Regions from separate parts of the Mus musculus genome. Here region 2 is linked to region 1. Evidence: chromatin loops called from intact Hi-C (ENCODE). Cell type or tissue: heart. All regions are shown on one strand.

Evidence for each region. A loop is a pair of places that touch in the nucleus more often than their neighbours do. Peaks named below come from ENCODE experiments on the same cell type or tissue, not always from the same donor. Only the 100,000 strongest peaks of a DNase experiment are listed, where the experiment ranks them.
Region 2: a loop joins it to region 1, with 9 times the contacts of the local background. A loop is called at or near these places in 27 of 42 quality-filtered maps.

What each region holds. Positions count from the first base shown.
Region 1 is chr9:42,997,027-43,005,026 of GRCm38, forward strand. Arhgef12 (Rho guanine nucleotide exchange factor (GEF) 12) reads right to left here. Exons shown (of 41, transcript NM_001359232.1): 16 at 4,832-4,874; 17 at 4,420-4,525; 18 at 3,943-4,080; 19 at 3,331-3,363; 20 at 2,922-3,036; 21 at 2,040-2,145; 22 at 548-760. Among named protein-coding and RNA genes, the nearest start is that of Gm36648, 53 kb to the left of the region's middle. In heart, a CTCF peak has its summit at 3,243 (motif pointing right); a DNase peak (open chromatin) is centred at 695.
Region 2 is chr9:43,103,560-43,111,559 of GRCm38, forward strand. Arhgef12 (Rho guanine nucleotide exchange factor (GEF) 12) reads right to left here and starts at 2,159. Exons shown (of 41, transcript NM_001359232.1): 1 at 1,620-2,159. The coding sequence starts at 1,651. Tlcd5 (TLC domain containing 5) reads right to left here. Exons shown (of 3, transcript NM_001034863.3): 3 at 5,094-8,000. The coding sequence ends at 7,761. In heart, a CTCF peak has its summit at 3,887 (motif pointing left); DNase peaks (open chromatin) are centred at 1,842, 2,522, 3,012 and 3,792; H3K4me3 peaks cover 4,186 bases; H3K27ac peaks cover 3,474 bases.

The DNA.
Region 1 (8,000 bases):
GTGTGTGTGTGTGTGTGTGTGTGTGTGTGTGTGTGTGTGTTTTTAAAGTCTCAACTCTGCTTCCTTTAGAAAACAGAAGATTTATTTGCCAATAACAACTAGCCAGTTTCCTCAATCCCCCTTATCTTTCTTTCCCGGAATGAAAAAAATTTTCCAACTACTGGTGTTGGGTCTTCTCTTCTTATTTATGAACAGTCTCCCTGTGTGTGCCTGGATGGCCTTGAACCTTTGATCCCTCTGCTTCTGGCTCTTGAAGGTGACTCTGGCTCTATCACCTTACCCAGGGGCTCCAATGTAGATTTTTAGTTTTGTGACTTTCCTCGTGCATCTTATAAGCTTCAAATGGCCGGCATCTGTGTATAGTTAACACCTCAAGAGTTCAGGCAGTGGTTTGGAGTTTTGATTTTTAGGAAAATAAAAAACTATCATTCAACATATTTCTATTGTGAACTGTAGAATACTACAATATTTAAATCAAACTAAACTGGGATTCATTTGTAATTAAAATCTTCCATTTTTCCACTGTTTACTCTAATGAATGACTCACCTGTATCATTCTCTCTCCCTCCCTCTTGGGAAAGAGCAGTCCCTGAGGTGGCAGAGGACATGGAACTGGCGGGCAGGTATCCAGTGTCTGTTCCTTCATTGGCTACTCCACTCTGGCGCAACTTGGCAGGGTCCTGAGGCTCAGGACTCACAGACGAGGGAGTGGATAAGTGCTTCGGGTGGCGTGACTTCTGTATCTCCATGGCCCTGCCAACTGAACAGAAAGCAATGGTCAGAAGCATGTGTTGCAGAGCGGCTGTACAGGAGGGAAATAAATGGGGTTGGGGTAAGGAAGGAGAGAGCAGATAAGGAAAGTTAAGAGGGATGGAGCAGAAGAAAGAACATAGAAGGAGAAGCTGGCAAGAGCAGTGGCCGTGGAGGCAGAGGGAATGCTGGGAGACAGTTTTATCTCCTGAAAAATTAAAGATGCAGCCTCTATCTGTGAGTGTTATCCCTCTCCACCTTTCCCTATATATTCACAATATCTCCGCTGTACCAAAGACTGCCCTCCTCCTTACTCTTGCTCACATCAGATTCTTTCGGGTCATCCTCTGCTACCTTATGCATCCTCACATGGCTCTGGACAGCCCGAATCTAAGTCCATCTTCTCCTTCTTCGCAGATTGCCTCTGCCTGGCACTTGCAGGACTCCCCATGTCCTGGAGACGCAGCATCACTGCTCTCCAACCAAACTGTCACCCCATTATGCCAGAACCTCAGGTGAGAAGCCCAGCACAGGCTGGCTACCTTCCTAGTACCACATCTGTCTCTGCTGCCACACTGTCTGGTGGTCTGACCTCGCTCTGCAGATGGGGTTGACAGGCTGTCAGAAAAAGCACAGTGGACACATGGAAACCACAGAAATACGCAGAAAGTAAGTAACAGTAAGTACAAAGGGACTAGACAAGTCATGGTGGAGTGATCGATGACCAGGGGTGTGCATGCATGTGTGTATGTGTGCGTGTGGTGTGCAGGTCTGAATGAGACAACTCTGAGTACTATTTCCATTCCTCAGTCAAAGTCCACATTCTTTTTTAAGTCCAGCCTCTTCTCACCTGGAACTCAGTACGTAGGTCAGGCTAGCAGGCCAGGGATCCACCTGTCTCTGGCTTCCCAGATTCCAGCTACTACATTCGGCATTCTTCCTCAACATGGGCTCTACAGCAGATTGAATGTCTCTTTTAAGAGCTTTACCAACTGAGCTAGCTCCCTGGCCCAAAGCTTTTTTTTTTTTTTTTTTTAAATTGAATAAGATAAAAATCAAAGATAAGAAGCCGTGGCAGGCATGGGATGGCACACGTCACTGATGAAGATGTTCACATCAGTTAATACAGCACCGTAGGTGAGCTTTGTTCAGAACAGCACTAGGGGAAACAAGGCAGAGTGCAGCATCAGCAACAGCAGCTGCAGAGCAGCTGCCTCCAGCAACACATTCCCGACCAAACAGGCTTCTGAGGAAAGGCAGCAAGAACAGCACCTCGAGCTTCAACGTACTTGCACTGTTGTCGTGGCGGCTTGGTCTTCTTGGGGGTCCCAAAATGCTGGGGAATCCTCTTCGCTTCCCTTTTTCTTCGCCCTCTCTATCTTTCTTCATGCTTTGCTAAATTCAAGGTACAATTACAGTAAGATAAGAGACATGGAATAGTAGGTCTTGTTGTTGTTTTCAAATACAGCAATGTGACTCTAATGGCCAGCTGAAAGGAAATGGCACGATACTCAGAAAAGAACCACGGCGCCCATGGAGCCGAGCTGCGTGTGAACCTCCAGCTCAGCATGCCTTATTTTCTGCTTTTGCATTTTTGGTGTGAGACAACATCTGATGTAGTCCTGGCTGCCCTTAAGCCCACTATATAGACAAGGGTGACCATGACCTCTGGATCTTCCTGCTTGTAACTCCCAAGTGCTGTTGATGCAGGCCTGCACTACCAAGCTCAGCTTTCAACACAAATAATGCTCTTAGAAAGTAAAAAGCCAATTTTACCAGCAGCTTGCTGACAAACATTTGCTGTTTTACAGCATCATTCACCCATTCAACATTTTCATAGTATGTGAAAGCACCGTGCTAAAAACTAGGGACACACCTTTACACTCTAAGAAACACTAAATAAAACCTAATAATTACTGAGACAGGTGCCCTGAAGTGACAGTCTAAGGTACTGGTTTGCAGGCGGCAGGCATATAAACGTTACCTTACCTAATAATAAGCTTTTCTATGTGTGGATTTCTCACTAGATAGTTTCTTGGCAAGAGAGACCAAGTTAGACCTATCACGATGCTCAGTGCTGATGTGCTGCCTTAGTAAACGCTGGGAAGGAATCACTGTCCGCAAATGTGCAGAATGGCAAGGTAGCCCCTGTGCTATTGCCCCAGCCGCACCTTGATCTTTGGAAGGAAGCCGATCCGACCCCGCTTGTGCTCCAAGTTTCGAGGTTCTTTCACTTTTACTCCCAAATACTTCATATACATGAGAATTACATACTGCATTGTGGAACTGGAGGAGAAACGATTGAATACTGTAAGAATTCTGATGTGAGAAGGATGGTCAGAATAAAGAGATCAAGTGATTTCTAGAGGCCCAATGATGGAAATTAATCAAGGCAGAAACTTTAAAAAAAAAAAAAAAAGTACACAAACCAATTCTATCCACATGACACTAGAGTTACAAACCAAATAAAAAACAGGCCACCAGAGGGAGCCTACAGTCTACATATGAAGTTTAAAGAAACAGACATTTTAGAGCAGAGAGAGAACCTAGCTCTAGTTGGGGTAGGGAACATTATATTACCTCCTTTCTTCTTCTACAGCCTGAGCAGTCATCCTAAAAATAGGAATATTTTAAGGTGAAATACATACAATTGCAGATGGTCTATCTATAAGTCAGTGATACATTTGGAAGTGATCTATCTGTAAGTCACACAACACAGTTCAAGGCCCTGGGTTCAATCCAAGGTGCCATCAAAAAGATCAAAGAAACATATACATTTAATCAGAGATTTGCTATTTAAGCTTAGACACCTGAAACAACAGAAAAGAACTAAATGATTAGGGTCCCGTGTACATCAAGGATAAAATACTCAAGCAACTCTACTCCACAAAGGACCCCCACCATTTCACAGCTGCGTCATTAGATGAGTGTGTTCCACAGCAGCAAGTACTGCCCAAGGCCTTAAGTCATGCAGTGAAAGTGGTCACCAGCGCTTATCACTGACTACAAGTCTTGGAGTTACTCATTAACCAACACTCAGAACGGAGAAGGCAAGAACTTTCAAAAGGAAAAAAATTCCATTTCCAGTGTCAGGACGAATAATTCTACACATTGCAACCTGACTGCTCCACCAGATCTGCTTAAAGAGGGCTCCAAGCAAAAGCAGCATTTCTGCATGCCGTTCTGACTTACAACACTTCTTCAATTTTGGTAACGATCTGTTCCGCACATGCTCGCTCCTTCTCCAGAGTTCCCCGGTCCTTGTCTCTCTCTGCATCAAGTTTAGTCAGCTCACTCTCAGCCAAGGTCAGCCCCATGCTGCGTTTCTGTCTAAAAGAGTTAGGAAAAAATATCTCAGCAGAGAGCAAACTATCTCCCTCTAGGTGTCTAGACAGCCCTACCTACAACTGACTATGGACAGGCAGGATGTCCTGTTTCCTACTTTGACCTAACAAGTTGAGGGTCAAGATGCTGCACTGAGCCACCTCCATGCTGAAAGGGCCTGAATGGAGACTATGGACTCTCATCCACCCTCTGACTTCAGATGCCCACTATGTTTAACGACAGGGCTAAGGTCATATGGTTTACATATGTAGCTTTTTCCTATTTAAAAATATAAGCCAAATAACTCACAATGAGCACACCAAGTTTTCTCTAACCCCAGCTTACCGGAAATCCTCCAAGTGCCTCTGAACTTCAGGGTGGACTCTCTCCTGCATTGTCTGAATGTAGAGGCGATGCAGATCCTCAGGAATAAGCTCAGGTCTTCTCTTTTCTGCACAAAGAAGAGGAATTAAGTGATCTAAAGAGATGGTCTATGCAGCCTGACACTGGCAGCACAGTGACATTGCACATCCACACTGAACTTACTACACCAGAGAACTTACTCAGTGCAGTTACTGCACTTCCTGTCAGAAGCCAGCTCTCATCCTTTCATCCTCTCAGTGTAGTAGACTCTCTTTCAGCTGTGAGTCACATGGTTAAAGTAGCCTGACTAAACTAACATAAAACAGCGGATCTGAGGCGAGCCACAGTTTGATGGAGACACTAATCTTCAGGGACTCGGGTGCTTCAAACTTACCTAGATCCACGGAGATTTCCTCAGGAACTGGAACCTTCAGGTGCTGAAACAACACAAGCAGAGTCAGAGCTGCCCCGCAGGCTTCCGGGGCAGACTGAGGAAGGTGTGTAGGTTTATCCTAAAGGTGTTTGCTAATCCAGCTGTTCTTGCCCGTCCAAGTGACACAGCCCTGTCTATTGCTTAGACATGGAAATAAACTCTTTCCCCAAAGTTCTGCTGTGAACAAAGAACTAGCCATTTTATCGGGCAGCAAAATAAATGCTTCGGTACCACTCCACGTAACTATCTGACATCAGCTTACTATAAACGCTGGTCAATATAATCAGTTATGCATTACCTGAAATGATACAAGTAAACCTAAGCTATGCGTCTATTATATAGGAAAACTTGACTCACATAAGTATGATGTTCATGTCTGAATCTGAGCGGCTCATCCTACAGACCACGTGATTATCAGTAATGTTCTTAGCTAACTGTTAAATCCCTCAGCAGTACACTGCCGATGAAAAAGTACTGGATGTTATGTTGAGTTTTTGAGTCTTAAACTCTCAACAACAATCAGTAATAATCAGTAGTTCCTGCAGTAGAACTGAAGCAACTATTTTAAGATACACTTCTTTCTATCAGGATTTCTCCCCATAAGCATGAAGAATTATTATCAGACTATAATGTTCTTTACCCAATAACTAAACAGAAAATCTTATTATTTTGTATTCAGAGGAAATATCTTGGTTCTTATACAAATTTTATACTGTACACCTATTAAAGTCATATATTTCCTAAATTTATAATTCTTATAAAGATCTAAAGTTGTAAATTTGAAAATAAGTCAGTGTTAAAATATTATGAGACCATTACATAATTTATTTTGGTGTGTGTATGTGATGTGTGCACATGTGTGTAAGTATTTACACTTGTACATGCATGCATCTGTGAAGGCCAATGTTGGCTTCTACTATCACTCTCTACCCTATTCTTTTTTTTTTTTTTTTTTTTAAAGATTTATTTATTTATTATATGTAAGTACACTGTAGCTGTCTTCAGACACTCCAGAAGAGGGAGTCAGATCTCGTTACGGATGGTTGTGAGCCACCATGTGGTTGCTGGGATTTGAACTCCTGACCTTCGGAAGAGCAGTCGGGTGCTCTTACCCGCTGAGCCATCTCACCAGCCCCTACCCTATTCTTTTGAGACAGGGTTTCTCATTGAACCTGATACTGACTGATCTATTAGCCTGGCTGGCTGCAGAGTCCCTGGAATCCTTGTCTCCCTGTCTTCCCTCCTGCGCTGGGAGTACAAGTGTGCACAGCCACGCCTGGCTCCTTATGTGGGTGCAAACATCTAATTCAAGTACTTATACTTGCACAACAAGCACTTACCGCTGAGCAAGCCATCTCTGGCCCCTAAGAAGAGTGAAATGGCAAGACATGTTCATACATGTCTGTAATCCCAACACTTGGGAACCAGAGATGGGAGAATCTTAAGCCAAAGGCCTGCCTGGGCTAAAAGACTCTGTTTCAATGATATGGAAAAGGGAAAGACGTGAGAAACAGAAAACAGAAATGTTCTTTTAGCACACATGCAAAAAAGTACATGTGGGTTAGCAGTGTAGCTCAACAGCACAGCCTTGCTGAGTGCACTGAGACAGGGGTGTGATTCTAGCACCACAAGAAATCAAATAAAAACTAATTCATTTACATATGGACATGAGTAATATAATTTTGACTGGTCACATGAAAGAAGAATCAATACGTTAGTATGGATTCTCCTAACACTTTGCTGCTGGCACAGCTCCTGAGCAGCCGACAGGCAGGCAGGCAGGTAGATGCACAGTTCGAGGGAAGTAGGTGATCCATCCACACTTTACACTCTTTCCAGGAAAGCAGCAGGGTCAGAGCTGGGATGCAGAGACAGCTCAGTGGTGAAGAGCATGTGATCTCGCAGAGTTCACTTAGGGCCTGACCCTGTCTTCTGTCACCCATAGTCCCTGACACACAAGTGGTACATTACCCTCACAGACAACAAACATACATGAAAATAAAAAAATCAGTAAAATAAAAAACAAAGTCTTCTGTTGAGGAATCTTGGAGAGAAGTGATGGAGACTAGAGTTTAAAGCAGCCATCTAAGAGAACAAGTGTGAACAGACAAGGGCTGGCAATGTGGCAGACGAAGTGTTTGCCTAGCACTTATGAAACTATGGGCGTCATCCCAGCACCTCATAAAGCACCTCATAAAACTAGATATGGCCGGTCGCAGATGCCTTTAATCTCTGCAATTAGGAAACAGGCAAGACAGTAAGTTTAAGGTCATTTTCAATGACATGCTGAATTCATGGCTGACGTGAAACCCTGTGTAAAACTAAAGGGATAAAGAATATGGGGAGGGGTGGGATGACTGCAGAGTTCCTACAGACAAATGCTTGCTAAATAAGCATGAGGACTGAGGACCTGAACTTGGGCCCTCAACATCCACATAAAAGCAGGGCACAGTGGGTGTGGCGGGGAGGCAGATGCAGGAGGATCCCTGGAGCACACTGGTCAGCTGATCTAAGTCAGTGACTGAGCTGAGAGTCAGTGAAAGACCTGGTTTCAACATAATAACATGGATGGCTAGGGAGATGGCTAAGCAGGGAAGGAGTTTGTTATTCCAGCCTAAAACCTGAATTCAATCCCTGGGACCCACACAGTGGAAGAACTGACTTCCACTGCTTGCCCTCTGCATCTTAGCACAAGTATACATGAAACACACCAATAAAAAAACTAATTATAGTAAAAATAATAATAATAATAATAATAATGTGAGAAAGACACCTGATGCTGGCCTCTGGCCTGCATGTGTATAAGAAGATGTGTGTATGCATAGACTAAGGAAACAATTTTTTTGAAGATAAACTAACAAAAACAGGTGATGAGAAAAGGACCAAGCAACAAGATCATCCAAGGACATATTATAGGCTATTATTTACCCTTACTTAGCAAAAAAATACTCATGATAAAATTCAGCTTAAAAATAAAAGACTTAAACAAGTATGGTACATTGTGCTTATGAGTGGAGGCCAGAGGACAATGCAGTATCTTCTTCTATCACTGCCTACCTTACTGTTAGTGATGGGATCCCTCACCAAACCTCAGGCTCAATGACTGGCTAGACTTCCTGGACAGCAAACC
Region 2 (8,000 bases), 110 kb after region 1:
TTAAAAAAGACTCAGATTTCAATGTTTATGTCCAATGTGTTTATATACCAGAAAGAGAACAAAAATCCCTGAGGAAAAAAAGCTGGGGAAGAAAAAAAAAATCCTTCCATGGGTGCTTTTGTGTGACTTTTGTGTGGAACGATTCAGTGACTCTAAATTCTGTTTCTACAAATTATTAAACTCTGCAACATCTTAATGAAAACCAGGGCTACACCAGTTTCTGGTAAGTCTGCTTAACTCTAGGCTCAACTGACAGGCAAGGACTGAATGAACCAGCAGCACAATTATCTGGACACCTGTGAGTCAGGCCAGGAGAGGGACCAGGATGGTAGATGTAACAGGAAGAGCCCTGACAACTGTCTCTACATAGAAGTACATTGTATTAGCAGGAAAACCGAAATGAAACCCTGCCTAGCAAAGCAGACAAACAAAGGATAAACATAAGTACTTTAAATATTTAGGGCATCTTTTAGGTGAACACTCATGTGACACTGGAAAGCATCAACAGGAAAGGGAAGCCCTGTCTCTGGAGAAGCTGTTATGGTATGATAATGGAATTTGGCCCCTTTAAAAATCAACAAATGAGTCGCACAATTGGGTGAGACTCTCTCATTAGGAAACTAAACTGCTTTCCGCTGGAGCACTAATGTTGCTCTTGAAGACTTTTGGCCTTCTGCTTCAATACTTTGTTTTGCTTTGTTTTGTTTTGTTTTATGACAACAATTTGAGAAAAAAAAACAACAAGATAAAATTTGGAAGTAACATGCAATGTCATAATTTAGTTGAGGAATAAAATATGCTAAAGGAAGCAACTTGCTTTCACTAAAAAGAACTCAAAGGACCTCTTTAAGAACTACACTTGGACTACATACTCTACACACCACACCGTGTCACCCGATTAACAAACAAGATCCACCTGCCATGCCTAAACCAGAGCTAGAGTTTACATCTTTAAATGCTAGGGCTTCTGAAAGATGAAATGTTAAAAAAAAAAAAAAAAAAAAAAAGAATAATTAGAAGCAGGCCCCATGATTTTTCCCTCATTTCCTTTAGCTCCTGGAAACTGTCCCCAGCAAGAACCCGTGATTTACTGGTAATGTCAACATTCTGGAAAATTAGGTAATTAATAATTAAACACTGTGCAGGTCAACACGTAAAAAGATCAGAGTCACAAATCACAATGCAGCAGGATGAAAATTAAGTTCACAGACAGAAACTCCTAAAATTGTGAGTCTAGAACTACCACAGGACAGGAATCCACCCGATGATGCACCAGTACCCACCGACCTCAAGCTCTGACCTTCACCCAAAATGACCTCCCTCTGGTTCCAAAACGAGTACACAATCTTAATGCACCCGACAGAAAACCACAATCATGGTTTTCCTTCATTTCCTCTGAGAATATGGGGGAAAGTTTCTCTCCCAAAAAAACCTGCATTTCCAAATTCAATCAACCGGTTAACTTGGCAGCAACCCTAGACTAATTGCACAGCTCCGAAACAACCCTCTTTCCTATGCCTGTCAATTGCACTAGCTGAAGGCAAATCTGCATCACCGACTCCCCTGCTGCGTGGGACCGAATCCAGGGAAGGTTAGCGACCGAGGAACTTCATACCCACCTGTCCGTGATAGTAGACTGTGTGCCACTCATTGGGGCCCTTGGCGAGAGGTCTTCTTTTTATCCAACTTGCATTTTACAGTAACACCTCCACACCCCACCCCCAGTGCTCTGGGATCAGGCCCAATTTCGGCAGGGACACAAAAGTCCAACTCAAAACTCCATTCAGTCATCTAGAACATCCGATTGCAAGGGGTCAAGGAAAGGGGATGCGGGCTGAGGCAAAACAAGTTATCTCCCCAAACAAACCGAGCAAGTCGGCCACAAGGCGAGCTCAAGAACTAAGAACGATCCTCAGCAAGGCACGGAGAGAAAACTTCGTCACAGAGGGAAGTCGCGAGCCGTAGGACGGGAACCGGGATCCCTCCGGAGCTGGGGCAGGATCGGCTCAGGGACGGGCGTCGGCTTCGGTCCCGAGTCGGCGGGGCCCGGCCCTCGGGTCCCCGCTCTATCTGGGGCTGCGGGCCACTCGTGGCCGCAGCCTCCGCCGCGTCTCACACCGTCCCGCGCCGGACTCGCGCCGCCCCATGTCCCCGGGCCGAGGGCCCTGAGCTGCTCCGCGCCGCCCCCACCCGGCTCCGGCCGCCGCGCTGACAGGGACCCTGTCTCAGCGCCCGGGGCAGCTCCCCATCCCTCGGAGGCCCCCGCGCTTCTTCCGCAGTGGCACGGCGGCTCCTCCCCGACGCTCTGGTAGGCGGCGGCTCCCGCGAGGAGCGGGAGGTCTCGGCCCGGCCCGGAAGCCCGGCCCCCGAGCAGCGGCGGCGGCGGTGGCGGTGGAGGCTCGGTGCGCAGGGCCGTTCGCCCGGTCTCAGGGGCACTCGCGGGAGCGCGCCCAGGGTGGAGGGGGCCGCCGGCGGTGACGAGCCTTGCGACCGCTGCGGGCGGGCGCGCGCGCGGGTTCCGGTTCCGGTTCTGTCCCCTCGGCCCGGCGCGACTGGAGCGCGCCGAGCCGTCCCCTCCCCCGCCGACTTTTTTGGGCCCTTCTCCCTGGGACTTCGGGAAGCCGCTTCACCCGGGATCCCTCCGCTTCCCGGACTCTCCAAACTTGAGCAGATACTTCCGCTCAGTGCTGTCGCGGGGGATAGAGGGAAGCGAAAAAGTAGTTCTGTGTGGCGAAGCGGGCACTGCTGCCTTCTTGCCCCTCGAATGCTCTCGAGGTGCAGCCCACAGTGTACAATCCACCCGGGACAGCAGAGGAGCCATTCCACAGTCTCGAGGAGTTCACGTTTAGAGGTTCTTCGGAACTCCCGGGCTGGAAACTTTTATTCTTTAAGAGAATGTATTCGTTCCCGGTGTCAAATGCTTTTGATGACTGCGTGCGAGCCCAGGTCCACGGGCCCCCGACAGTGTTAGGCAAACCTGCGCGCGCGCGCACACACACACACACACACACACACACACACACAGGTTTTGGGGTGAGCCAATCACCTGGGGCACCTGCTGGCCTAGTCCCACAGCACGGAGGGGAAAGGGGTGGGGGGATGGCCAGAAGAGGCTGTGGAGAAAGGATCTGGGCCCACACTTAAGCCAGGAGTTCCTGATATAAATATTGCTTTTAGGCTGTTTTGCCTTGGCAAAATGAACTGTATTGTTTGCCAAATTGAGAACGCATGGTGCTTTCCACAGCAAGTTAATAAGCGTGTTGTGAAAAGAGATGGAAGAAGTAATACATCTGTCCGGTAAACAGCACAGCACGAGGGATCCCTTTGAAGAGTTCCCAAATGTTTTCTGGTTTCTCTTTCGATGGGGTAGAGACATTCAGCTAACCATGTAGTTTTCTGATTGAATAAATCTGTCCCTGAGGAAATGAGGGACCACGACACAATATAGTTCTCCAATTCTGCCTGTAAACATCAAGCGACTATTCCTTTTATACAATTATCTTCAGTCTCTTCTGAGCTTCAATCCGTGTAGGTGGGAAGAGACTTCGGCCATTTTGTGGAAATCAAATCTAATAAACAGTGGGTGTGGAAAGGAAATAATTACCTCTTAATAATGCTGTTTCTAAGTCATTCCACAACAGTTCGCGAAACGATCGGATCATCACCCCTGAATAGATGCATGAGCTCAAGGTGACGTTAGAATGGGGGGCAAAGGGGAAAAGATAAACAGAAGCCTGAAATGACTCTCTCGCTAGATTTTTTTTTTTTTAAGTTCGGGGCACAGCCAGCTAATTTTGTAATGTTTATTTTTGGAAAGAATAGAAGCAGATTGGAGTTCCAAGCCACTTTCCTAACGATCAGACCTGGACACGTTGCCATCTGCTGGTAAATCCCAACATGGCAATTCTAGCCTGAAGACTCCAACTTGTTTCTACCTATCGTTGGAAAGAGTTCCAAACATCCATCACTATAAACGAGATGTGAACCTTCTCCCCAAGCTTACTCGAGTTTTCTTGAGTGTGCTGTCCTCTTCTCCCTTGTCCTACTAATGTCACAATGCAAGTATCAAGCGAATGGGGGGGGGGGGTCTGATGACTCATCAAATCATGAATTTTAAAAATAAGTTCCCGTCTTCCTTTCCAGCCTGCCTCAATGCTTGAGCTTCAGGGGTGAGACAAACTGGGAACACTTCCTAGTTCACCTTCTCTTCCTTGCATACAAAACCTTTTGGCAAGCTGTTTTCAACATCTTTCCAAATTTTACAGCCCCAGCGTTCTAGCTGTGAGCAAAGGCGGCATTTTGCTGTGGGAAAGCTTTCAGAAGATGGTCAGCAGAGGACTGAATAACTACTGTTTCAATGATGAAAATCTCTAATCACTCACAAGGCTCTGATTTTATTTTTTAATATCCTGACAAAAGGCTCATTATAACTTCACCACTAAGAGTCTACCTATGGAATGCCTTCAGTAGAGCCAAGCAAACCAAGGTCCCTTCCCTAGGTCACACATAGCCCTTTACCTAGGAAAGTGGCACCAGTGACCCAATCCCTGGACATGCAGTTTCCAGTGGAACATCCTCGAGGCCACATTTATCCTCTTATTCACTGCTTCAATGTGCTTATGAAGGGCCTGCTGTACCCAGGACTGTTGTAAGCATCAGAAATCCACTGTCTAGCTGGTTATGGTAGCTTCCACCTTTACTCCCAGCACTTGAAAGGCTGAGGTAGGAGGATGACTTGTGAATTTGGAGGAAGGCTACATGGTGAGTTTCAGGCCAGCCTGTGCTACAGAGCAAAGCCCTGTCTCAAAAAGGGGGAGTAGGAATGAGGAGGTAGCTCAGTGGTAGAGTACTTGTCAAGCAGGCCTGAGACACTGGGGGTGGGGGAGCAACTGCTCAAACAGTTGGTAAAATCAGAATATTATTCCTCCACGTTTAGGCAAACTATTTTCTGCACTGATTGTGTGCTGATTGCTATCTTCCACATAAAAAATAGGAATGATTAATGCTAAAGAGCAGATTACTGTCAACATTTCTACAAGCCAGAGGCTTTTCTCCCTTGGTAAAACCGCAACAAAGATACGAAGGCAGACTCTGGGTTTATAGAAAGTTATTTTATTTCTATAAAATTTAGTACAAATCGTATTGAAATATAAATCCTTCTTGAGCAATATCAGGGATGATTACACAGTAATTCAAATGCAAATAAGTGTCCCCTTTTGTGTCTGGGGACACATCGCACACTAGTCTGCCCTTCATTTACCTGGGTTGTAAAAACAGGCAACCTCTTAACTGCTGAGTCATCTTCAAGAGGTTTTTAATCTCTGACTTTCCTCATAGTTACTAGTTAGACCATCAAGAAGAGCTGAAATGAGGAATTCCTCCCCACTTATCGCTCGTTCAGGTGCCTTGTTATCAAAAATAAATAAATAAATAAAAACCTACAGGCATTTGCTTGAGTTTGCCTCAAACAGAAAGATCTACAATCCTTTCCTTCTGAGGAGGGAGGGAGAAAGGAACCAGCATGAATTTGATTAAGCCTGCTCCCTGGTCTGGTCTGGAGCAGGTTACACGGGGCCAAAATACAAAAGCCAGTTTTGTTTTGTTTTTTTCTTTATGCCTATGTGCCAAGCCACTCTTATTGACTCTGCTTTTGCTGAAGTCAGCATTCCCCAGTTTCCAGTTCTGCCCACAGTTTTGCTGGAAAGGAACACACCACCACCAGGGATTGGGTAGAGTGCTTTGCCTCGCAAGCGCAAGGCCCTGGGTTCGGTCCTCAGCTCTGAAAAAGGAAAAAAAAAAAGACTTCTCAAAGGAACACACCAACATATCTATGACACAAATCAGAGAAAAGGAAGCATGGTGTTATCTGTCCAGAAAACAAAAACGAAAGCCCGACAGCTAAAAGATACCTCTTTAGCTACTTACTGTTAAAGAACCTTTCCATTTGCAAGAATGTCTACGTTTTCAACCTCCCTTGTGACTGGTTTTTGTAGGTAATGCTGCTCACTGGGTTAGTGTCCCCAGTGACTATAGAATGGGCTGACACTTCTCTCTGACCTTTAACCTTGCTTCTTCAGTAGCACCATCTCCTGGCTTACCACCTGAATTAACCAGTCACCATTGATCTAAATAATATAGGAAAGACAACAAATGCACAAACAGATAATACTTTTTTTTTTCCATTAAAGCCCTACATTGGAGCCAGGCATGGTGGCACAGGATTGTAATCCTAGCCCTGAGGAAGCTTAAGTGGAAAAATAGAGTTCAAGGCCAGCCTGAACTATACAAGCAAGACAGTGTCTCAGGAGAAGGGAAAAGGTGATTTAAGGGGGGGGGGGGGATCTAAAACAAAGAAAAAGTAAGAAAAGAAGGAGGTAGAGGAAGAAGAAACGAAGGGAGGAAGGGAGGAAGGGAGGAAGGGAGGAAGGGAGGAAGGGAGGAAGGAAGGAAGGAAGGAAGGAAGGAAGGAAGGAAGGAAGGAAGGAAGGAGCCTGAGGCTATCACATACATGAAAATCTTTGGTTCTAGTTTGCAGTATGTACCAGGAGCTGAAACCTGAACTCCATCTCAAGTACAGTGGAATCCACATGGTAAATCCCCGTGGAATTTAGCCATGGCCTCTCATGCCTAGCAGATTAATTCACAAAAGCCCTGAGAACTGGCATACTCTTCCTGGTCGGGCAGAACCCGTACAACTGGACCAAGTAAATCTAAATCTACCCACATCTCACTCATCTTGCATCTGAAGCACTAGCTCTACAGTTTCTGTGCACACAGAGTTAACACAGGAACCCTGAGCTGCTATCCTTGCAAAGGCCTGCTTGTAACGTTGGTGAGGGCTCCCACCAGAAACTGTTAAGATTGCCTCACTGTTCCTAAACTGTTTCTGAAACACTATGGCTTATGCCAAATGACCGCTTTGGGGGATCTGGAATGTTGCCTCACGCTACTTAGAAGCACATGACCTACTGCCATCAAAGTTTGGGACACCAAGTGTTTGATGACTTTCATGTGTGTTGTTGTGAATCACTCCTGTATATCCAAGCAAGAGACTAGAAGCGAGTGCTTAGATCCCATGAGCTTGGACAAAGGTTCTTTTCCCTTTGCTGAGTCTTCTCCGTATCCTTTCATCATTGCAGATGAAAGCCCTGAGTCTTCTTGATGAATCATGGAAGCCGAGGGTGTCCTTGGTAACCTCTGGCACAGTTAGTGAAGGGAGACGCAGTGAGAAGTTCCTGCCATTGTTAGCTTCACTCCCTCCTCTCTGTCCCTCTTGGCATAACAGCTCCCATTCACAGATACTTGAATGCCTGACCCATGCCCCTTCCTGAGAGTCCCTCCCTTTACATGGGATGAACATACTTAAAATGTCTCGTGGAAATCAGGAGTAAGTGTGGGGAAGGAGTTATTTCCAAAAGAACAAGAAACAGCACTGATTTGACTCAAGTTCTTTTCAGAGATGTCTGAATACCAAGGTCTCCAATGAACATGGGGACCCAAAAAACAAGTGACAGTGGTCATCACTAAACAGCTCTGCCCACTTGTCAATCATCACTGAGGGTGTACAAGTGCCACTACAGGAGTAGGTGTTTCAAGACTGCATATGCTTAGCCTGGAAAATGACTGAAGTCATAACCATACCTTTAGCCCTTTTTTGAAACCTAAGTGCTCGCTTTCTAAGCCCTATAAGCTTAGCTCTGTTTCTGACCCTGGTCCCATGACCAATTCAATCCAATCCACTGACTGGGGACAAGCCTTGACTAGTGTGTCTTGAGATGCCCATTGTGTCTTAGCTGCCGCTCTTCATTCCGTCTGCTTCTCCACGCATGGTACTTCTTGATGCTTTTCTTCCATGCAAAGCGCCAGATGCTAACCATGAAGCACCAAGACACAGCATACATCGCCACACCCCCAACCTTCACAAACCACTTGGGGGTGGGTGAGACCATTTCACAGAAAAGGAGATGAGCGCCCACACCAATCCTCACACCAGTGAACAG